3 separate regions of the Homo sapiens genome follow, and all the other regions are linked to region 2. A link is an interaction called in ENCODE POLR2A ChIA-PET data of the cell type or tissue named here. Cell type or tissue: K562. All regions are shown on one strand. Links, peaks and the distances in the headings refer to the core of each region. The heading gives the core; the rest is flanking DNA.

What was found. ChIA-PET counts read pairs that join two places held together with the same protein. Peaks named below come from ENCODE experiments on the same cell type or tissue, not always from the same donor. Only the 100,000 strongest peaks of a DNase experiment are listed, where the experiment ranks them.
Region 1: POLR2A ChIA-PET joins it to region 2 with 6 read pairs; 1 of 35 experiments calls an interaction of 5 or more read pairs at or near these places.
Region 3: POLR2A ChIA-PET joins it to region 2 with 5 read pairs; 2 of 35 experiments call an interaction of 5 or more read pairs at or near these places.

What each region holds. Positions count from the first base shown.
Region 1 is chr7:139,780,367-139,787,923 of GRCh38, reverse strand. It overlaps a transcript of TBXAS1 not described here. Among named protein-coding and RNA genes, the nearest start is that of HIPK2, 6.1 kb to the right of the region's middle. In K562, for the core only: no CTCF peak of the experiment used is centred there; a DNase peak (open chromatin) is centred at 4,083; H3K27me3 peaks cover 1,406 bases.
Region 2 is chr7:139,972,742-139,980,298 of GRCh38, reverse strand. All of the region lies in intron 9 of TBXAS1 (thromboxane A synthase 1), which reads right to left. Among named protein-coding and RNA genes, the nearest start is that of PARP12, 86 kb to the left of the region's middle. In K562, for the core only: a CTCF peak has its summit at 2,843; DNase peaks (open chromatin) are centred at 2,709, 3,193, 3,578 and 4,050; H3K4me3 peaks cover 1,626 bases.
Region 3 is chr7:140,242,605-140,250,161 of GRCh38, reverse strand. The region is part of intron 1 of LOC107986854 (a long non-coding RNA gene); the gene reads right to left. Among named protein-coding and RNA genes, the nearest start is that of KDM7A-DT, 69 kb to the right of the region's middle. RefSeq lists a silencer at 6,439-6,733. In K562, for the core only: no CTCF peak of the experiment used is centred there; a DNase peak (open chromatin) is centred at 4,221.

The sequences.
Region 1 (7,557 bases), core at 1,986-5,985, 190 kb after region 2:
ACACATTTAGTAACTGTATCTCAATATAATTAGCTTCTTTTGTAGTCTTATGTGTTTTTATTCAATACATTTAAAAACATTATTCTGAGAGGGCAATCCCAGGCTTCACCAGACTGCAGAAGAAATCCACAGGAAAAAGAAAAAAGGTTAAGAACACCAGGTAAGGGAAAATGGGGTGCAGTAGAGGACAGCATGGGTAGAGGGGCAAGTTGCAATATGAAATAGGGTGGTCAGGTTAGGTTTCACGCCTAATGCCCTTTGGACCTGAGTTTCTACTGCTTGCTCTCCTTGGCCATCCCAGTCGTTGCCCTGGCTTTACCCAACCCTCAAACTCAGGAACCCGGTGGTGCCATCTTGTTAGTCACCACTCTCCCAGCTGCCCACCACCTTCCCCTCTCTGGCTATTAAACACAGGACTTAACATCCAGAAGTTTGTAATGAATGTAATAATGTCAATAGAGCCCAAAGAAATTAAAGGATATTTTTAAAAATCTTACCTGTTGTTGTTCTGCCTTCTATTTAAACATCCAACTCAACCAGACAAACTAGCTCACATCAGCCAGGCAGTCCAGGCAGTATATGTCTCCTAAAGAAAAGATAAGCAAAACCAATCAGCAGCTTCTGAAAGTTGATGAAGTGTACCACCTAGGGCAAGTGGAATGCAAGCTGAAGATATTGCCATATTCCAAAAGAAATTCTTTAAAAATTCAAATTCATCTCATACATACAAACGAAAATCCTCAGAATTCTATGACAAAAGATTATTTGTTTTTTTCTTAACTTACACTTTGAAGCTGTTGAATTATTTTTAAAAGATCTATACACAGACTGTGATAAAACACATAAGGAAATCACAAAACTAAATTCTTCCTAAAAATGACTAAGATGCTGTTAGCTGTAGGTAATGGGATCCTTGCTAAAGGTGTCTTCATAAAGACAGCTCTCCTCTCAATAAGGCTGGAGGTCAGTGGTTCCAAAGCCAGTTTACTTCCTTACTTGCAAGACATCACTCTAATTGATCCCACCTAAAGCATCCCATCCTACTAGGATATGGCTGAAAAGAGGGAAAGGAAATGGACCACCTCTTCCCATGGAACACACCTTTATGAGAAAGGAGACACTTTCTCAGAAGTCTCCAAGTTTTACCTTTTATCTCATTGGGCCACATGACCACCACTGGAAACATGACTGATTTGCTGCAACTGACTTAAACCAATCATAATTTACTTTCTTGGGCAGGTACAGTACTGCCTAAATAAAATCAGAGTTCTACAACTGAGGAAGAAGGCACCAGAGATAGGCAGCAGGCAACCACGTGTGTCTTCCACATAGAGTGAAAAGCTTCAGGATTATATGAAAAAATAAAATAAAAAGAAAGAAAGAAAAAAGAACCCTAGGCTTAAAAAATAAAATTAAGCCTTGAAGTTGTTGGAAGTAAAAGGTCTATCTGTGAAACTTTTCACTAAAATAAAAACAGGTAATCCCAAAACTAAATTCTTCCTTGCATTCTATCACTTAATTATTATATTCCCAGAACGGTTCAAAGCTGTCTAGAAGTATACCCTTTCTCATGGATTCAGTACAGATTTATTAAGTGTCTCCTTCATACCTGACACTACGGTGTTTTGTTGCCTTGTATAGTTTATCTTCCCCTTCCTTCACATGAATAATTTCTACTGATGAGGCAGACATTATTATCTCACTCTATAGATGAGAAAACTGAGGTGCAGAGAAATGAAATCATTTCCCTTATCATCATCCAGTTAAAAGTGATGGACCTAATGTTCCTGATGGTCAGTCCCTCTTTCATTGCTCCCATAGAGGGAAAGGCGAGACATTAAAAAAACAAAAAACAAACAAACAAAAAAAAAACCCTCTAATACTAGATAGGAAAAAATGAATGCAGCAGAAACAGACCTAAAATATGCTTTGGGGAGAATAAAGGATAAATGACCTCTGGGGATGTGGGCTGGGGAATAGGAAAGGCTTCATGAAGGAAATAGCATGTGAACTGGGTCTTAAAGGATGGGGAAGACGTGGAGTTCAGGACACTCTGGGCAGAGGCTGGCATGTACAAAGACAAAGCTGTGCAGCTATTGCTTAGGATGCACGAGATGCAAGAGTGGGAGATGAGATTGGGAAGGGGATTTTGGGCAGATCATGATGGGATTTAGGTGTCAGGTTAAGGTGATGAAGGTTGTTGTGCAGTAATATGGTGACTCCGAACATCTCTGAGCAATGGTATGCAGTGCGCAGGAAGCCAATGTTGTCAACAATCAGTTATGTGAATTAAAGACGAGGGAGAGACTGGAGTCAGGGACATCTGTTAAAAAAATAGCGCAGCAGTCCAAGGAGGAGGTAGGGATAGGCTCAATCAGGTACTGGCAGTAGAAAGGAAGAGGAATGGAAGAATGTGAAAAGCTATCACACAAAAAACAACAACAACAACAACAACGAAACAATGGGTCCTGGCAGTTGACCTGCAATGGCTGGAGCTGAAGGACTAGGAGGTGGTTATTGTTTACCAGAAGGAGGTTTGGGAGGAGATGAGTTCCATTTGGTAGCAGTGTCTGGAAAGCAGGTGGAAATGTGGGACAAGAGCTAATGAGACTATGTCAATTCAAATACCAGCCTCAGAGATCTAGAGATCAGCTTGCCAAGAGAACAAGCAGAAAGGGAACAGAAGAGAGCTTAGGTCCAGTCCATCAAGAAACAGGGTGAAGGGAGAAGGACACGGCCCCTAAATGATCAGGTCTCTCTCTTCTTAGTTCCCTCCTTTAGCCTCTTAGCCTCTCTCTCCACACCTGTAGTTATGGAACTGCTTTGTGTAAATGTATCCCCTAGGGAGTAAATTCAAAATGCAGATTTCCAGGTGCCACCCCCAGAGATTCCTGAGTCAGTGGGTTTGGGGTTCTGCCTGAGGAGTCTGCATCCTTAGAAAGCCCCTTCGATGCAGGCAGCCCAAGGACCACACTTTGAGAAATGCTGCCATGTAACCTCTCCCTGTGTGATCTCACCTCCTATGGATCAGCCACGCATTATACACTTACTGATGACTCAAAACAATCTCTATCTCCTATTAAAAACCCTTGGCTGAGCTCCAGTCCTGTACACCCACCTGGCAACTGAGCATCCCTATCTGAATATCTCATAGGTACTTTAGACTCAACATGTTCAAAATTGAATTCATTTTTCCCCACATCTGGTGCATTCAGAATAAAGTATAAGTTCTTCAGCTTGGCATACAATCTCCAGCGTCATTCCTGACCACTGTCTCGGCCTTGCTTTGCATGTTTAGCAATATTATAATTTCTTACATATCCTAGACATTCATATCTTTCTATCCTATTTGCTGTCACCTGCCAGAACTCGCAGTGCCAGGCACAGACGTGCCACCTCCCCTGCCCCAAACACACTCCTTGCCATTTGTCCCTCTGTACTATCTTTTGACCATGTGCATCCTTTTTACTGCTGCACTCATTATATTGTATCATGCTCCTTGCTTGGTGGTTTTTCTTTGAACTTGAGCTCCTTGAAAGCCAGGGCTATGGCTTATTCCCTTTTATACTCCCAGGTCCTGCTACAGAATCTAGCACATAGTAAGCTGTAGCTGAACATTTGATGAATTGATTTTCTCAGGAAAAAAAGAAAGGAAGAAAGAAAGGAAGGAAGGAAGGAAGGAAGAGAGAGAGAGAGAGAAAGAATGAAAGAAAGAACAAACGAAAGAAGGAAAGAAAGAAAGAGAAAGAAGGGAGGGAGGGAGGGAAGGGGGAAGGCAGGCAGGCAGGCAGGCAGGAAGGCAGGAAGGCAGGCTAGGAGTATTGAAAACAAAAACAAAAACAAAAACCTAAACAAGCATGTGAAAGGAGGAAGGACTAGGAATTTTGGGAAAAAATACAAAAAAAAAAAAAACAAAAAAAACTAAACAAGCATGCATGTGAAGGATGTGAAGGGAGGGGAGTGATTCAAGAAGAGTGAGGTGATTAACAGTGTCTAACTAACTCATGTTTGCTTAGAGATCAAGCAGGGGAGGGGCTAAGAAAGGGCATGCGATTTGCAATCTAAGAAGCCACTGGCAACCTCAGAGCAAAGAGTCAGTCCTAACTGCCCTCTGCCGTGACAGTCAAGCCCCTCCAGGGGTTGCCAGATAGGAGCAAGCTCTTTCATGTCAGTGGGAGGAAACCTTACAATTGAAACTTCACACTGTACAGAAATGCACAGGTCCACTGATTCATGGCTGAGGTAGGCTTAACAGGACCTGCAGGCTTTTAAAAGAGCTCTCCTCAGTCTACCTTTATTTCTGCCTCCACCCCAAGCTTCTTTCTGCACCATTTCTACCTAGTCTGTCCAAGTTCAGCCTGGACTGCAGGTCAGGAAAACCAAGCTATTACCTACCTCCCATAATCACAGAAATTTCTCTGCAGGGTTGGGTTGCTTCTCTGAACTGCTTCTCATGTGCAAATCCATCCTAATCTGCCATTCCCGCAACCTCCAACAAAATCGCCCTACCTTCTGTGCATCTACATTACAGCTTCTTTTCATTCATAGGCTGATTGCATTTTTTTTTTTTTTGCCATATTTCCTTTCTGCTCAATGCTCTTATGGCATCGCTTTGCTTTTCCTGCACCCCTGTTCAGGTGTCTGATCATTTTTCTTCTAGGAGCAAAAGCAGAAAAATGAATGATGTTTCCCTATTCCCCTGATTTTGCCAGTGTAATTTCTCCAAGACTGCCATTTCCACAATCAGATTCCCTTCACCCTGCCAAGCCTCGCTCTCCCCTTTGCCCTTAAAGCCACAGCTCTATTGTTCCTCATTTGAATGAAATGTCTACTCTTTTAAATTCTCTGTGAGTGTAATGTCTTGTTACTGAAGCTTTCAGTTAAAGAGTTTTGTTATTAAATACTACTCTGTTACAAACTGTATCATTGAAACCGATCAAAGGTTTAAAGCAGAAAGACAAGGTAATTTCTTAAGAATAATCCAAACAAAAATAGGTCTCTATTATGACTTGTTAAGAAACAGAATTAAAATAAAGGGAGAGGAAGAAGAAATAAAGAATGTGTGGAAAAGATAGAAAGATACAGAGAAAAAGAAAATTAGACACACAGTCAGAAAGAGAGGAAAATAGAGATACAGCAAGAGACCAAAAGAGAGGTGTGATATCAAAAGACAGAACTTGAGATAGTGACCTACCTCCCTCAGGCACATCCTCCAGAGATAAACCACAGGCACAGGCTCACACATGGAAAATAAAGAGCTGTCAGGAAAATAAGAGCAACACACACCAAGTGAGAATAAGATACAAGCCACACAGACATCATGCTAAGAATACCCTGAGAGTAAGAGAGACATACACACCTAAATGCATACACCAAAAAGAGGGTTATCTCTATCCTGTGGCCTTGAAGATATTGTGATGTTGTGCAGTTTCACAACTATAGGCATACATGAAAAAAAAAAGACCCTTTGTTCCATGTCCTGTAAGCAAAATGAACTTGAAATGAGGTCAAAGCTCCCCCATGTTCACTCTACCAACTCCTGAGAAAGATATGACTTGCACCATTTTGTAGAAAGGCAAATTAAGGAGAGGTAACTGGTATAAATGGTTACTAAATCCTTTCCAGTTTTCTTGCCTTTATTATTGTTCTTCAATGCACCCTGAAGTTAAATGGTATTTTGGCAACCTAGAGTTCCATGTACTGTTAAAAAAAAAAAAAAGTGATTTTTTTAAATGATTGATTAAACTCCTTAGAACACTGACTGCTAATGTGCTTATTAAATAAATAAAATACAATGCACACTATCTCTAGCCAAATGGGACAGCTCCCAGACCCCTCTCATTGTCTCAGGCCCATGACTGGTAAGGCCCTCTCTGCTTGGAGCAATCTCTGGTGCTCTTTTCTGGTACCTCCTTAGCCCTCCCCATCCTTCTACTATCTCCACCCATAAAACAGGACACATATTCAGGTAGAATTTAAGAAACCTGTATTTCCCTCCAAACTAGTTTCACCAAAGTCACTAATGCAACTCTTGTTGCTAAATCCAATTGATGCCTTTCTGCCTTTTTTTTTTTTTTTTTTTTTTTGAGATGGAATTTAGCTCTTGTTGCCTAGGCTAGAGTGCAATGGCACTAGAACTCGGCTCACTGCAACCTCTGCCTCCTGGGTTCAAGCGATTATCCTATCTCAGCCTCCCAAGTAGCTGGGATTACAGGTGCCCACCGCCACGTCTGGCTAATTTTTTTTGTGTTTTTAGTAGAGATGGAGTTTCATCATGTTGGCCAGGCTGGTCTCAAACTCTTGACCTCAGGTGATCTGCCTGCCTCAGCCTCCCAAAGTGCTGGGATTACAGGCGTGAGCCACAGCACCCAGCTGCTTTTCTGCTTTCATCTGACGTGGGCCTCTCAATAGCATGCAGCACTGTTGACCTTGCTGGGATGTTGAGGAATCCCCCGTCCTGGCTGTCCTCCAACTTCTCTGCCCTCTTGTCCATGGGGAGCTCTTTTTCCTCTTCCCATGTCTCAAATACTGGTACTCCCCAGGTTCTGTCACAGATCCTCTCTCCTCCCAGCTCCCATGCTCTCCTTCAGTGACATTTCACTGTTAGGTTTATACCTTGCTGCCACTTGACTGCAGTCACCGGAAGGAAAGGAGACAATTAGTATACTCAGTCTGCCAATTCATGAAGGAAAATCTAAGCTCATTTCAAGAATATTTTTCCGTTATATCATACGAACTTCGCTAGCTCAATTGAATGCATGTTTTGCATCTCATGGATACAGCTTCAGTCATGGTGGTCTGAAGAGAAGGTGGACCTCTGTCTGTATGGCTCCATCTTGTTCCCCTTCCATGGGACTCTATTTCCTTGCCCAAGATTGTTCCCTTCTTATGGGGAGGAGACTACCTGTAAAATGTTTTCGGTTGACACAAGTGATATTCATTTTAAGACTGCCTAGAATCACTCACTGCTAGACAGCAGCTGGGATGGACTTAGAGGCAGTTACTGAACACTGGTCAGTGCTGAATTCAGGGGCAGTCCTATAAAGCAGGGCCTTGCTCCAAGACGCTGCCAATCCAGTTATGAACACAGGGTACCTACACAGAAGACAAGAGTCAGCCATCTAGGGTGCGGGTATGCTGTGGACAACAGAGTGTGAGCAACAGGCAGGAAATGTTCTGTGAGCCTAAGGAAAGATGAGACAAAAGTCAGTGGGGCTGGTCAGAGGGAGGAGTTAGAATAATAATAACTTTTATTGAACCCCTACTATGTGTCTGCCCTCTATATAAAACTCTCTCTCTAATCTAACCCAGCCTCAGAGGCTGTGATGAGGACTATATGAAATGCCTTTTATCGAGTTTGTAGTGTTGTGCTGGACACAAGGGAGCATGCAACAAATTGCAGCTATCATCCATTCAACAAATATGTGTGCAGTACTCACCATGCGTTAGGCAATGCAGTTATTGGACATACAATCCAAAACAAGAAAAACATGGTTTCTGTCCTTACTGAGCTTACAGTCTAGAGACACCTTGTCCAAAATGGTAGCCACTAACCAC
Region 2 (7,557 bases), core at 1,770-5,769:
GAAATAAGATGTGGAGGTAGGGGTGATGTTTCATCCCTTCTTCTAGTTGTAGGCCATAACTTTAGAAAAGAAAAGCATGTATGGAAATTTAACAGGATACCATTTAGATGCCCGCAATGAGCAGGATTTGTTTTGCTAAATTATGGCTCATATCAGCAGAAATCTCTGGAGTCTGAGGACCCGCACAGGCCTTATTAAGTGGTCTTTAAGCTAAATTTTGAGGGCAGGGAGAAAAATGCTGCTAGGTACAGCAATAAATCGATAAATGACAGGTTTGACATATAAATTATTCCCAAGGAAAGAAACCCAGGCGACGGAATAAATAGAGGAATTCCTGATATGTGGATTTTACGTGAGGAAAAAAAAAAGCAAAACCCAATGTTACATGGAAATATTGACAGAGTTTTATTTTAAGGCACCCAAGGCAGACAAGGAAAATGTAAACTTGTCAAATGTTACATAAAAAAAACCCCAAAAAACACAACAGTATACTTCTTAGCTGAGGGTTTTTTCTTTCTTTTGCTATTTATTTATTATTATTATTATTATTATTATTATTATTATTATTATTGAGATGGAATCTTGCTCTGTTGCCCAGAATGGGGAGTGCAGTGGCATAATCTTGGCTCACTGCAACCTCTGCTTCCTGGGTTCAAGCAATTCTCCTATCTCAGCCTCCTGAGTAGCTGGGACTACAGGCTCACGCCACCAAGCCTGGCTAATTTTTGTATTTTTAGTAGAGGCGGGTTTCACCGTATTGGTCAGGCTGGTCTCAAACTCCTGACCTCAGGTGATCCACCCACCTCCGCCTCCCAAAGTGCTGGGATTACAGGTGTGAGCCATCGAGCCCTGAAGTCTTTTGCTATTTATTTTTCTGTTGTTTGATCTGTTTATTGGTTATTGAAGCAAGTTTTTTGTTTTTTTTTATGGTAAAGATGGACACATCTTGACTTAATAGTATTTCTTTGTTGCTTAAAGCTGAAGTTAAAAATGCCATTTATTCGCTCTAATGTCGTTAGGGATTTAGTGGCAGCAGACAGAGAGGGGACACCCTAGAGAGGAGAAATGACTTTGGGAACTTCTCATCACCGTGACAGAGACCTGGCTCCGGTGGTGGTAAGAAAACAGAATTCCTAGTGGTGTGCCAGTGGGTGCCATTCCACTGTATATAAGCACCTGCTCCTGGAACGATCTACCTCAGACCTTGCAGTCATTCCCAAGATAACTCCCAGGAGCTCTGGAGCCAGAGGATCGAATTCAAATCCAGCCTCTGTTTCTGCCTCTACCTTGAAGTCACTTACTCTCTGAATTTCAATTTCACTTTAGTCTTTTTTAGTTTTTTTGAGACAAGACTATTGTTTTGTCGCCCATGCTAGAGTGCAGTGGCACCATCATAGCTCTCTGCAGCCTCCAACTCCTGGCCTCAGGCAATCCTCCCACCTCAGCCTCCTGAGTAGCTGGGAGTACGAGCACGCACCACCAGCCTCAGCTAATTTTTGATTTTTTTTTTTTTTTTTTTTTTTGTAGAGGCAGGGGTTTCACTATATTGCCCAAGCTGGTATTGAACTCCCTGCCTCAAGTGATCCTCCCACCTTGGCCTCCCAAAGTGCTGGGATTGCAGGTGTGAACCACTGCGCCAGTTGCTTTAATCTTTAAAATAGGGGAAAATATCTAATTGGTGTTAGAATTGCCTGGAATAACACCAAGAGCACCAAGAACAGAGCGCGTGTTCAATGACTGATAATTCTTATTATTCTTCTTTATTTCTTTTTTCTTTCTTTTTTTTTTTGAGACAGAGTCTCACTCTGTCACCCAGGCTGGAGTGCAGTGGTGCAATCTCAGCGAACTGCAACCTCTGCCTTCTGGTTTCAAGCAATTCTCCTGCCTCAGCCTCCCGAGTAGCTGGAATTACAGGTGTGCACCACCATGCCCGGCTAATTGTTGTATTTTTAGTAGAGACTGGGTTTCACCATGTTGACCAGGCTGATCTCGAACTCCTGGGCCCAAATGATCCACCTGAACTCTGCCTCCCAAAGTGCTGGGATTACAAATGTGAGCCACGGTGCCTGGCCTCTTATTATTTCTATCATAATTATTATCAATATTATTTGATATTGAAGACTTGACCCCACAGGATCACTGCTTGAGAAAAACATGCTAGAAATGAGATGTTTCTGCAGCAGGCCTTAACACAGCCAACATAGACCCCACAGAGGAACAGCTGGCCACAAGCCACAGACTGAGCACTGGGAGGTGGACAATACCCCCGACATCGTTCAAGTGACCCACAGTGAATCAAGCCCAGAAACAACACCACTGAATGGTCCGTGTGTTATGGAACTTGAGATCCTTTCATCAGATGCTTCTAGGAGACTTTTAATTTATCCAATATTTTTGGTTAACAGGGCCTATTTCTTTATAGAGCTAGGTCAGATTTGTTTAACACATAAAAATTATTATGAATAATTATGGCGCTCCATAAATGTTTACTGTTACGATGGTGGTGGTGGTGCTGATAACCATCGGTAGCATCTTTCAGGTCTACAAATCTTTAATTTGCAGCCAGGCTGGGGAATCATCAAATGAGATTTTCAGAGAAAGGGAAAAGGATGGAGGTGGTGGTGGAGGGAGAGGCTCTGCATCCTACCCCACCCCACCCCTGGCAGCCAGAAGCATTTCCTCTTAATTCTGAGACAAGGTGTGGGCCTGTGATGGAACGTCCCTAGGCTTCACGTGCCTTGTCTGTAACATGGAGAAATAGCCCCTCACCCTCTGATATGGTTTGGCTGTGTCCTCACCCAAACCTCGTCTTGAATTTTAACTCCCACAATTCCCTTGTGTTGTGGGAGGAAACTGGTGGGCGGTAATTGAATCATGGGGGCGAGTCTTTCCCGTGCTGTTCTCGTGATAGTGAGTAAGTCTCACGAGATCTGATGGTTTTAAAAAAGGAAGTTTCCCTGCAAAAGCTGTCTCTTTGCCTGCCGCCATCCACGTAAGATGTGACTTGCTCCTCTTTGCCTTCCACCATGATTGTCAGGCCTCCCCAGCCATGTGGAACTGTAAGTCCATGAAACCTCTTTCTTTTGTAAATTGCCCAGTCTCGGGTGTGTCTTTATCAGCAGCGTGAAAACGGACTAATACACCCTCCTAGAGTCGATGCATAGACCAGATGACCTCTTGGGTTTGGGTCTGGTATGATTCTGAGATGATTTCAAACAGGCTTGTCTGCTGAATGTTATCAGAGCAGTCATTTCGTGGGGCTTGCCAGGGATTTGGGTTTTGTTTGTTTGTTTGTTTGTTTTGTATGTTTGTTTTGTTTTTGGCTCTCTGGTTGGGCTGGATCTGACCACAGCATGATCACGGAAAACCCACGACTTCCTGATAATCTGATGAGGGACTTTTCTAAAAAGCAAACAGCAGCTCCAGTAAGGATGTGGAGGTTTATAAAGTCAGTCCTGCCATTGATAATGCAACCCAATGTCACTATGCACATTTGCATCTGTGCCTCATGGGATTCTGGCAACGTTCTTCCTCCTGGCTGCATTTTAGAATCCGCTGGGGCTTCTAAGAAGCCCAGGCCTCACTCCAGACCCACTAAATCGAATCTCCAGGGGCGGAACCCAATCAGCTACAGTTTGTAAAAGTTCTTGAGGACATGGAAACACCCCTGGCTGATCTTGGGCCTTGATTGGCGTGTGGCCTTTGGTCTGACCGGTGGCATGCACAGGAGAAGGCATATACAGGAATTTAAGCTGTTTTAGAGTCTTTTGCTGTCTGAAGTCAGATTCTACCTACAAGAAGGCTGGCGTCTATTTTATAACCCTGAGTTGATTCCCCATTCAAACCAAGGACTGGCTTGCTTCAGTCAGAGAATCTGGGAATTTGGTGAGGGTGGCCGATCCAGTCTCCTTCCAGCTGGGAGTGCAGGGAGAACCTCCCTGATCTTAGGATCTCAGGATGCAGGGCTGTCCCCCGGCTCCCAACCATTTCCCAGGGACTTGTCTCAATGGATATGAATATGGCACTGGGCAGCAGTGAAGAGCTGGCTGGTGACAGCATCAAGCCTGGCCCCTGACAGAGGCCCTGGAGTGGGAGGAGAGTGACTCCTCTGTGCAGAGGTAGCTCTGGCAATGAGCAGAGGGGAGGCCGGGGGCAATCAGGCTGCATGCCAATGTCTCAGGTGCATTTCCCTAACAAGGAAAATGATGAAAATGAACTACAAGGAAATGCAATTCGTGGAAAATCCCAGAGGGATGGAACCCAAAGAGAAAGCCTGGAATGGCTGAAAAGCTTTCTACAAGGAAGGAGACAAGATCATTTACAAATGGAAGTGAGAAAGGCACGAAGCAGAGTGCCTGCTGTGGCAGAAAGCAACCCTGGGTGACGTCTCTGTTTCAGGAATGTTCTTCCCTATGTGGGTTAAGCGTCAGGGAGGTAGGGATGTCAGGGGAGAAGCTGCCCATGCACTCTTCATCTTGTGCCACATGGGCCACGAAGAAAGATAATTCACAAACTCAGAGGATGGACCGTGAAAAGGACATGGCAAGAGGGAGAAAAAGCTCCAACAAACCCAGGACCTTCGAGGGAAACTTATTATCCTCAGGGCTCAGAGCCTGGATGACAGGTCACAGATGATACCTGCAAAGGTGAACCAATGAAGATGCGGGCACTGTGGCGAGGACAGGGCTGCCCTGTCCTCCTGAATGACTGGCATTTTCTCAGTGCTGTGAAGATGCAGTGCAGACACAGCTTCAAGCCTCCCTCCCCAGCAGGCAGCCCTGAAATCCCCTTTATAGAAATGCCAGAGCCACCATTGATCCACTTGGTCAGGCAAGAACAGCAGAGCGCTGAGGAATGGCATCAGAACCATGGAATCATGGAATATTAGAGACAAGGTTGAAAAGAATACAGACTAAGGAGTCGGGAAACGTGAGTGCCAATCCGACCTAGGCCCTGTCCTAGGGTATTATCTTATGTTCTCAAGTTATTTAGCTTGGTTAGTCTTTTGTGTCAACTTTGCTAGGCTATTGTGTGCAGTTATTTAATCAAACATGAATCCCAGGGTTGCTGGGAAGGTCTTCGGTAGATATGGTTAACACTTAAAATCAGCTGACTTTGAGGAGATTATCCTCAATAATATGGGCGTGCCTCATCCAATCGGTTGAAGGCCGTAAGAGCAAAAACTGAGGTTTTCTGGCGAAGAAAGAATTCTGTGTCTAGACTGTTGCATTGACTCCTGCCTGGTTGTCCAAACTGCCAGCCTGCCCTGCAGACTTCACACTTGCCAAACTCCATAAATTACATGAGCCAATTCCTGAAAATGAATGTCTTTCTGTCTCTGTCCTATTAGTTCGGTTCCTCTGGAGATCCCTGACTAATCCAGCCTTTCTTTCCCCACTGATGAAATGGGGATGGTGATAACTCCCACTTCATACAGCCATTGTGAGTATCAAGTTAACTTTTGTTTAGTTTAGGATCTGGCACAGAAACATTCATTTATCATCATCATCATCAATAACAGTGGAGAAGAGGTCTAGTCCAACCTTTTTCTTTTACAGATAAGGAAACTGAGTCACAGAAAGGCGAATGAGAGTAGCTATATGTACGTAATGCTGGCGCTGTTCAAACATTGCACGTGTATTCTTAACTCGTTTAATCTTGGTGACAACCTTATGAGCTACACAATGTTACTATCCCCATTTTACAGACAGAAAAACTAAGGAAGGGATTATGTGAGTGATCCACGTCACATTGCCAGCAGGTGTCAGCTCAGGGGCCCCGTGTGCTCTCATGGCGGGGATGATGCTAGCACCCAGGTCTCGGGGTTCCCTGCCAGGATCTTTCCACCTTCTCGCTTGGTGGGAGGCATATGCTCTTTGGTCAGAGAGAAGTCCAGGTTGGCCCGGTGTGAGGGGAACCATCCCTCAGCACAAGCTTCTTTGCTCTGGTGCCAGCCGAGTGTCCCAGAGAGAGGCAGTGCCTGCCTCTGGTGAGGGGTGAGAACTGCCTTAAGAAGTGGGACTGCAAAAACAGTGACTGACTGGGGGCCGGGATATCTAGCTATGCCATTTTCATGAAAAAGTTGGTTCATTTTAAGGAACCACCCTCCCTCTGGACCTCCCTCCTTTTCAGCCACTTGAACCAGTTACTCATCCAGTTGAAGTTCTTGCCTATAGCCAGGGAGGTGAGGAGTTTATCCCCTTCCTTCCAGTCTTAAATTACTAATTAAAATGTCTTGGAGACTAAGCCCATTGCAAAAATAGCCTGGGTGGCTTTCTAAAGCTTCTTGTTCATAACCAGAGGGAAGTTGATTCTCTTCTCATCTTTATAATAAGGATTCTTTTGCAGGATATCTGTTTTATGCTCCCTACAGCTCTGGCCCCTGTTTGGTCCCAGCAGGGGGAGGCCAGTGGAGTTTAATTACATTCCTCCTATAGGGAACATTCGAGGAATGAGGCTTTGAAAAACAACTTGTGCGACCAAAAGAAAAAAAAATCAAATTAAGTGAGTGAGAAACAGGAATTGCCTTTTGTGTCCTAGCGACCCAATCTAAATATTTAAATTTTAAAGACAGATTTCTAAATGATTAACTTTATAAACCTTCCGCATTGCAATTCACAGGGGAGTCACACCTCCCTTGTGATCTGGAATATTCATACGCCTGGACTAACAGAGTCTGGTAGCTGATATTTTCACACATGCCATATTCAGTTATAAAATACAACCTAAAAAAAAAAAAAAAAGAAAGCTCACCAAACAAACCATAATGCTGTCCACAGTCCTGGGGCAAAACAGACTTTCTGGAAAACCTAGGGTTAAAGGAGTGTCTGGGCCATAAGCACACATTTTGGAAAGGCCCCTTATTCTAGACTCATTTTCCAATTTTCCTTCCTCTCTCGGCTCTGAGATGCCCAGCGATTGGCTATTAGTGGAGTGTGGAAGCAGCCCCCAGGCAGAAGCTATTAATTTGCTGATTTAGTAGGTGCTCAAATACCATGAGCTGACAGAGGAGGCGGACCATAGCAGCGGTAGGGGACATAGGTAGTAAGTTTCTTGTTGTCAGCAGGATTCAAGCCCAGCCTCATGATCTTTCAGATATCTGTCCTGGATGGGAAGCTGCCCTAGATGTCCCCAGAGGTCTCCTCGGAGGCCGAGGGCTGAGGCTCCCTCCTTTTCTTAGCATGATATCTTCTGGGCAATTGCACTGCAATTGTAGGACTATAGGGACTCCAAGTGTTGCCTTCAACCTGCCTCCATCTCCCCACGCAGTGCCTTCTCTCTTTGACTCCACCGACCCCTTTCTCGCTGGGCGCAGTAACTCACAGGCTTTATCTACTGTGCCTCCCTGCTCGTCCCCCCTCAAATCTGTGCTTGGAGTTGGTTTCCAGTTAGAAAAGGAAGAGTGAAATAACTTTTCTCAACACCTATTTCTCACGTGCCAGGCACTGTGCTCGGCCCTGGGACCTACCAAGGTACCCAGCGGACGAGGCTTCCTAGTCGTGGGGTTTACATCCTGGCTGGGACTTGATGATATTCCCCTCCCAAAATGAGTGGTGT
Region 3 (7,557 bases), core at 1,986-5,985, 270 kb before region 2:
TCCAAGGCAATGAATGGAAAAAAAATCCCCTACCAAGGCACAACATTGTGAAATTTCAGAACAACTATGAATAAGATCTAAAAAGCTTCCAGGATAAAAAAAAAAATAGCAGGTTATGTACTACAGATCAGAAATGGCAATAGCTTTGCTCTTCTCAAGCACAACGCTAGAAGCTGGAATATGATGAATTCAAAGCTAACATGCAAGTGTGAATGAAGAATAGAGACACTTTCAGAAATGTAAGCTTTCAAAATTTTAACCTCCCAAGCAGCCTTTCTTCTTTTATTTTATTTTTTATTTGAGATGGAGTCTCGCTCTGTCTCCCAGGCTGGAGTGCAGTGGTGCAATCTCTGCTCACTGCAACCTCCACCTCCCGGGTTCAAGCAATTCTTGTGCTTCAGCCTCCCAAGTAGCTGGGATAACAGGTGTGCACCACCACACCCAGCTAAGTTTTGTATTTTTAGTACAGACAGTGTTTTGACATGTTGGACAGGCTGGTCTTGAACTCTTGGCCTCAAGTGATCCACCCACCTCAGCCTCCCAAAGTGCTGGGATTACAGGTGGGAGCCACCACACCCAGCCCAAGCAGCCTTTCTTAGGAAACTGTAGGATGATATATTCCATGAAAATGAAGGAATAAATAAAGAGGAAGCCTTGAAGCCCAGGAAATGGGAAGAGAGCAGAGTTGGGAGCAGGAGGATAGGGATGGAGGACTTGAGGATGCCTCCTAGAAAAACACATGAAACCAGGACAACCTGCTATGTCTAAATACAGTGAGCAAAGATTCACATTTCCAGTAGAGTCTGGAGAAGAATTAGCAATAGGTACATAGACAGTTGAACAAATAGAAAATAAGGCAATATTTATCTTCAGGGAAAACAAGAAAAAGTTTGTACCAGATAGGAAATATAATCATGTTACACTCCGCAGCTCAGCTGTGAATAATGGCTGCATTGTCAGAATAAACACTGGCTACTGATTAAACCAGAAATTGCAACACAAGCAAATTAGGAGGATGGGGAAGAGAAGATATATGATAGCTAAATCCTTGTTTCCCAAAGAAGGAAGACAACAGATAATAAATGCAACGGAGAAAACTGGAGAAGCTGGTGAAAGCTAAAAAGAGGCTGCTTCTGAAAATCAAGGGGGGGAATAGTGGGGAAGGAATTGCTTGCTTTAAGATTTTAAAGATTATTTTACTTTTCAAATAATGCAAATGTGTTATCTGATAAAAACAGTAACTAAAGAAAGATCATTATTGAGTTATGGAAGAAGTTAAACTAGTAGTGGCTATTATTTGTTGAGTACTTACAATATGCCAGAAACCACGGTAGGCATTTTACTTATAGTATCTTATTTATTTATTTATTTGAGACAGGGTCTTGCTTTGTCACCCAGACTGGAGTGCAGTGGCACAATCATGGCTCACTGCAGCCTCAACCTCCTGGGCTTAAGCAATCTTCCCACCCCAGCCTCCCGAGTAGCTGGGACTACATACATGAACCACCATACTGACTAATTTCTTAATTTTTTGTAGAGATGGGGTTTTGCCTTGTTGGCCAGGCTGGTCTCGAACTTCTGGCCTCAAGTGATCTGTCCACCTCAGCCTCTCAAAGTTCTGGGATTACAGGTGTGAGCCACTGTGCCAGGCCTCTAATTTGGTCTCTAAAAAAACGAGTAAATAAAAACATGATGCCCCATCAGACACTGCAGAGCAGCGATTCCCACCTTTTTCTGCACTTTTGAATGAAGGACAATGATCATGTAAGCCCCTTACTCCCACCTGGGAGTCCAGGGTTACACATAATTCCTCACTGTAAACTCATCCTTTTCTCTCCTACACAAGTAAGAATATCTAAATAAGTTAAAGTGACATTATTTTTGGAATAATCTAAAATCTTCTCAAATATAATTTTTTAAAAGTAGATCGGCCAGGCGCAGTGGCTCACACCTGTGATCCCAACACATTAAGAGGCCAAGGTGGACAGATCACCTGAGGTCAGGAGTTTGAGACCATCCTGGCCAACATGGTGAAACCCCATCTCTACTAAAATACAAAAAAAAATTAACTGGGTGTGGTGGCGCAACACCTGTAATCGCAGATAGTCAGGAGGCTGAGGCATGAGAATCACTTGAACCCAGGAGACAGAGGCTGCAGTGAGCCAAGATCGCACCACTGCACTCCAGCCTGGGTGACAGAGCGAGACTCAGTCTCAAAAAATAAAATAAAATAAAATAAATAAAAGTAGATATTACAAATCCCAGGATCTTAACTACTGTTAGTAACCAAGTCCCTGTGGCTCACAACCATTGGAGGAAATGCAGCCACAGAGGGCCTTGGAGACGTGTCTGCGGCTCCACACTGAGTTGATGGCAGAGCCCAGAGCCCTTGCCTTTTATAGTATGTGTTAACAGAACAGCTGGCTAGGATGTACTTCTACAGATGGTGGCGAGTGCATGAGGCTTGACCATCTGAGCAAGCTTGTCAGGAGGCCAGAGCTCTTTCTTTCCCTGTCTGGGCCACTCTTTACAAATGTACCAAAAAAGCTTTTATTGTCAGAGAAAAATGATTCCATTTAGATCTAGATATCCTGTGGAGTCCATTCCTTCAGTAAACTTTTTTTTTTTTTTTTTTTTTTTTGAGATGCAGTCTTGGTGGCTCACGCCTGTAACCCCAGCACACTGGGAGGCCAAGGTGGGTAGATCACGAGGTCAGGAGTTTGAAACCAGCCTGACCAACATGGTGAAACCCTGTCTCTACTAAAAATACAAAAATTAGCCAGGTATGGTGGCACATACCTGTAATCCCAGCTATTTAGGAGGCTGAGGCAGGAGAGTTGCTTCAAGCTGGGAGGTGGAGGTTGCAGTGAGCCGAGATCGCGCCACTGCACCCTAGCCTGGGTGACAGAGTGAGGCTCCGTCTCAAAAACAAACAAACAAAAAAACATATTCTTGGGCCCTGCCCCAGACATATGGAAACAGAACAGGGCTGTGGAGGGGGGAATTAGCAGGAATCTATGCTTTTCCTTCAATCTTTTATTTTGAAAATATTCAAACTTATAGAAAAGTTGAAAGAATACAGCAACCACTCCTATACCTTCTACAAAGATTCCACAATTAACATTTTACTACATTGAGGTTTTTTTCCCTCTCTCTCTATCCTCTCCTTCTTTGTGTCTACAGAATTTCTTACCGAGACCTTTGAAAGTATATTTCAGACATCAGGACACTTCATTCACGTTGTGGTTACACTGTGTCCCAATAAAAGAAACGTTGACGTCCTGGCCCCTGGTACCTTGAATGTGACCTTAGTGGTAAATAGGGTCTTTGCAGAGGTACTCAAAATGAAGTCATGCTGGATTAGAGTGGGCCCTACATCCAATAACTGCCATCCTTATAAGGGAGAGAGAGATTTGAAGACACGGAGAGACACACAGGGAAAAAGGCTACCTGACTGTGGAGACAGAGATTGAAGTTTATGTTGTCACCAACCAAGGAACGCCAAGGATTGCCAGTAACTACCAGAGGCTGGAAGAGGCAAGGAAGACTCCTCCCTAGTCCTTCAGGCAGAGCATGGCCCCACGAGCCCTTGATTTTGGACTTGAATTGTGACAGACCAAATTTCTGTGTTGCAAACTATCCTGCTTGTGGCAATTTATTACCGTAGCCCTAGGAAACTAATACAACTCCTCAATACAGGTGTTACCTAAATGTGGGCATTTAATGGGACTCACGTATTCTCCCCATAACCAATATCATTAGCACACCTAAGAAAATTAACAATAATTTTATGATATCCAATCCATACTCAAATATATCCAATTGTTCTCAAAATATCTTTTATAGATTTTTTTTTCCTTTTTTTTTGATCCAGGATCCAATCAAAGTATCTTACACGCATTTGATTATTATGTCTCTCTAATTTTTTTATTCTAAAAGAATTCATCTTAAAAAATGACTTCTTGATGTGTCCAGGTTTTAAAGAAAAAAATTATTCTCAAACAGTAAGAAAGACTTTATTCAAGACTATTGCAATAGGAGTGCTGCTCTAGGGGAGTGCGCGATCTGGCTCAACTCCAAGTACAAGGACAAGTGGGGATTCACAGCCAAAGAGCAGGATGAGGGGTCAGTGGATGGGAAATTACTAATGGGAGACATCAAGCGTAGGGATTCTTGCTAAAGACAGGCTAAGGGCTTAGACATCAAGGAAGCGGGGTGAGGTACTTGATCAGATACAAAGAGTGGAGGGATGACTTGGCAGGATTCTTTGCTAAGACTGGCTGGGCAGACCAAAGACAAGATGGGGGCCAAGGTCCAGGCCTAGTTGAAAAGAAGGCTCAGAGGAGTCTGACTAAAGTTTGGTCAGGGAGACAGCCTTTGTTACAGGTTAGTTGTCTTATAGTACGTTCCACACTGTGCACTCGCCTTTCCTTTTCTTTTTCTTTTTTCTTTTTTTTGAGATGGAGTTTTGCTGTTGTTGCCCAGGCTGGAGTGCAATGGTGTGATCTTGGCTCATTGCAACCTCTGCCTCCTGGGTTCAAGCGATTCTCCTGCCTCAGCCTCCCAAGTAGCTGCCATTACAGGCATACACCACAACGCCTGGCTAATTTTGTATTTTAAGTAGAGACGGGGTTTCTCTGTGTTGGTCAGGCTGGTCTTGAACTCCCGACCTCAGGTGATCCACCTGCCTCGGCCTCCCAAAGTGCTGGGATTATAGGCGTGAGCCAGCGTGCCCGGCCTTGCATTTGTCTTTTCATCCTTTTGGTGAAACTTGTTCCTCTATCACCATTAAGTCATGAGGCTTGATCAGATTCATGTTTATCACATATGGCAGGAATAATTCATAGCTGGTAGTATTAAGTATTTCAGATTACATCACATCAGAAAGTGCATAAGTGCATAATAGCTGCACTATTAGCGATGCTTAGTTGTTGTTATTTTTATTTTTGGAGATGGGGTCTTTTTCTATTGCCTAGGCTGGTGTGCAGTGGCATGATCATAGCTCACTGCAGCCTTGAACTCCTGGGCTCAAGCAATCCTCCCACCTCAACCTCCCTAGTAGCTGGGACTGCAGATAAGTGCCACTCATGCCTGGCTAATTTTTTATTTTTTGGTAGAGACAGTCTCACTATGTTGTCAAGGCTGGTCTCGAACTCCTGGCCTTAAGCAGTCCTCCTGTCTCAGTCTCCAGAAGTGGTGGGATCACAGGCATGAGCCACTGTGCCTGGCTGAGTTTGATCACTTTGGTAAGGTGATGACCACCAGCTGTCTCCATTGCAAAGGGCAATTTTCCCTTTGGTAATTTGCAAGTCATCTGCAGGTAATACTTTAGTCCGATGTGAATATCTTGCTCTTCCATAACCTTCTGTCCAGTGGTTTCATCAAAAATCTTTATTTAATTGGGGGTTGCCAAATAGTGATTTCCAATTCTATCATTCCTTTCAGTTTTATTAGCTGGTATTTCCCTTCCTTTATTCCTTGTTTTGAAGATCACTAGAGATTTTTAAAAATTGTGGCTTGATTTTTAAAAATCAGGCCGGGCATGGTGGCTCACGCCTGTAATCCCAGCACTTTGGGAGGCCGAGGCGGTCAGGAGTTTGAGACAAGCCTGGCCAATATGGCGAAACCCCATCTCTACTAAAAATACAAAAATTAGCCAGGCGTGGTGGCGCGTGCCTGCAGTCCCAGCTACTTGGGAGGTTGAGGCAGAAGAATCTCTTGAGTCCGGGAAGTGGAGGTTGCAGCGAGCAGAGATCGTGCCACTGCACTCCAGCTTGGGCGATAGAGCAAGACTCCATCTCAAAAAAAAAAAAATGTGTTATCAACTATAGTGAGTATTTATTTTGATGTTCAGATTGACTAAATTTGGCCAGTAAAATTTCCTTCAAGCTGGTTGCTGTCTTGGAACACTTCTTTGTCTTCTGGCACAATTTGATGTCCTAGGCTCACTTTCCCTGCCCCAGATTGGGGACCCACCATTTTTCCAAGGGGCAGAAAACATGGTCATCCTCTCAATTACCTAGAGTAGTGGTATCACATTCCACCAGCCTGGCCAACATGACAAAATCCCATTGCTACTAAAAAAATACAAAAATTAGCCGGGCATGGTGGCAGCGCCTGTAGTTCCAGCTAATTGGGAGGCTGAGGCATGGAGAATCGTTTGAATCCAGGAGGTGGAGGTTGCGGTGAGCTGAGATGGTGCCACTGCACTCCAGCCTGGGTGACAGAGCAAGACTCTGTCTCAAAAAAAAAAAAAAAAGAAAGAAAACAGAATAATGGTATCACATTCCTTACCCATTTAAAATTAGCTTAACAGTAGCTACTGTTGATCAAGTGCTGTGCACTGGGCCACGTTTCCATGCATCCTCATTTAATTCACATTAATTCTTTACAGTAGGTTATGTTACTTATCCCTATTTTATAGATGAGGAAATCAGGGTGTGGAGAAGTTAAGTAAACTGCCCAGGTCCTCTCAGCTGGCAAGAGGAGGAGCTAGCAATTGGAACTCTAATCATTCTGATAACAAAGCCCAAGCTTGGAACCACCATAATCTATTGACAATTTGGCTACAAAAGAAGAAAACTCCTTAAGCAGCATTGAACTTGATAATACTACATTTTTAAAAACAAAAACCATGCTTTAAGGTAACAGGTATTAAGCAAAATTTAGGGAAAGAAATCCTTGAGTACAATCTGGAAACTTTCTCATTAATTCCCTTTTTTTTTTTTTTTTTTTTGAGATAGAGTCTCACTCTGTTGCCCAGGCTGGAGTGCAGTGGGAAGATCTCAGCTCACTGCAATCTCTGCCTCCTTGGTTCAAGCGATTCTCCTGTCTCAGCCTCCTGAGTAGCATGAGCCACCACGCCCAGCTAATTTTTGTAGTTTTAGTAGAGATGGGGTTTCGCCATGTTAGCCAGGCTGGTCTTGAACTCCTGACCTCAGGTGATCTGCCTGCCTTGGCCTCTCAAAGTGCTAGGATTACAGATGTGAGCCACCGCGTCTGCCTTTTTTTTTTTTTTTTTTTTTTGAGACAGAGTCTTGCTCTGTCCTTTCTCATTAATTCTAAATTGCCAGTAATCATAGTTTAGAATGATCTTGATCGACCCAGAATATGAGGAGAAAGCTTTCTTACAACTCAGCCAGAAGCCTTATCATGAAGTGAATTGGAGCAGGGACTTTGGACCAAGGGAATGTTGAATGCCCTTCCAGCTTCTCACCTACAAGTCTTTTCTGTGCTTCTGGGACAGTCCATTCAGAGCTTAAGCTGTCCAGGGTAATGAAAGTGTTAGTAGGGGAGAAGAGAAAGCTGCTATGATAATGTAACTATGCCAAGTTGTCGTTGTCATAGGGTGCTGGGGAAGGGGATAGGGAGGGGGACACTTGCCAAACTGGGGGCTGTGACTGCTTGGACAGAGGAGCACCTTTTTCTAATCTGCACAGAGGTGCAGATAAGCACTGCAGGCTAGCAGAGGCCCTAGCTGAGTCAAGTTCTTTCAGTTTGAAGTTGACTGTTCTAGGTTCAAGGGTGAATGACTTTCTATTATCTCTTAATGAGAAA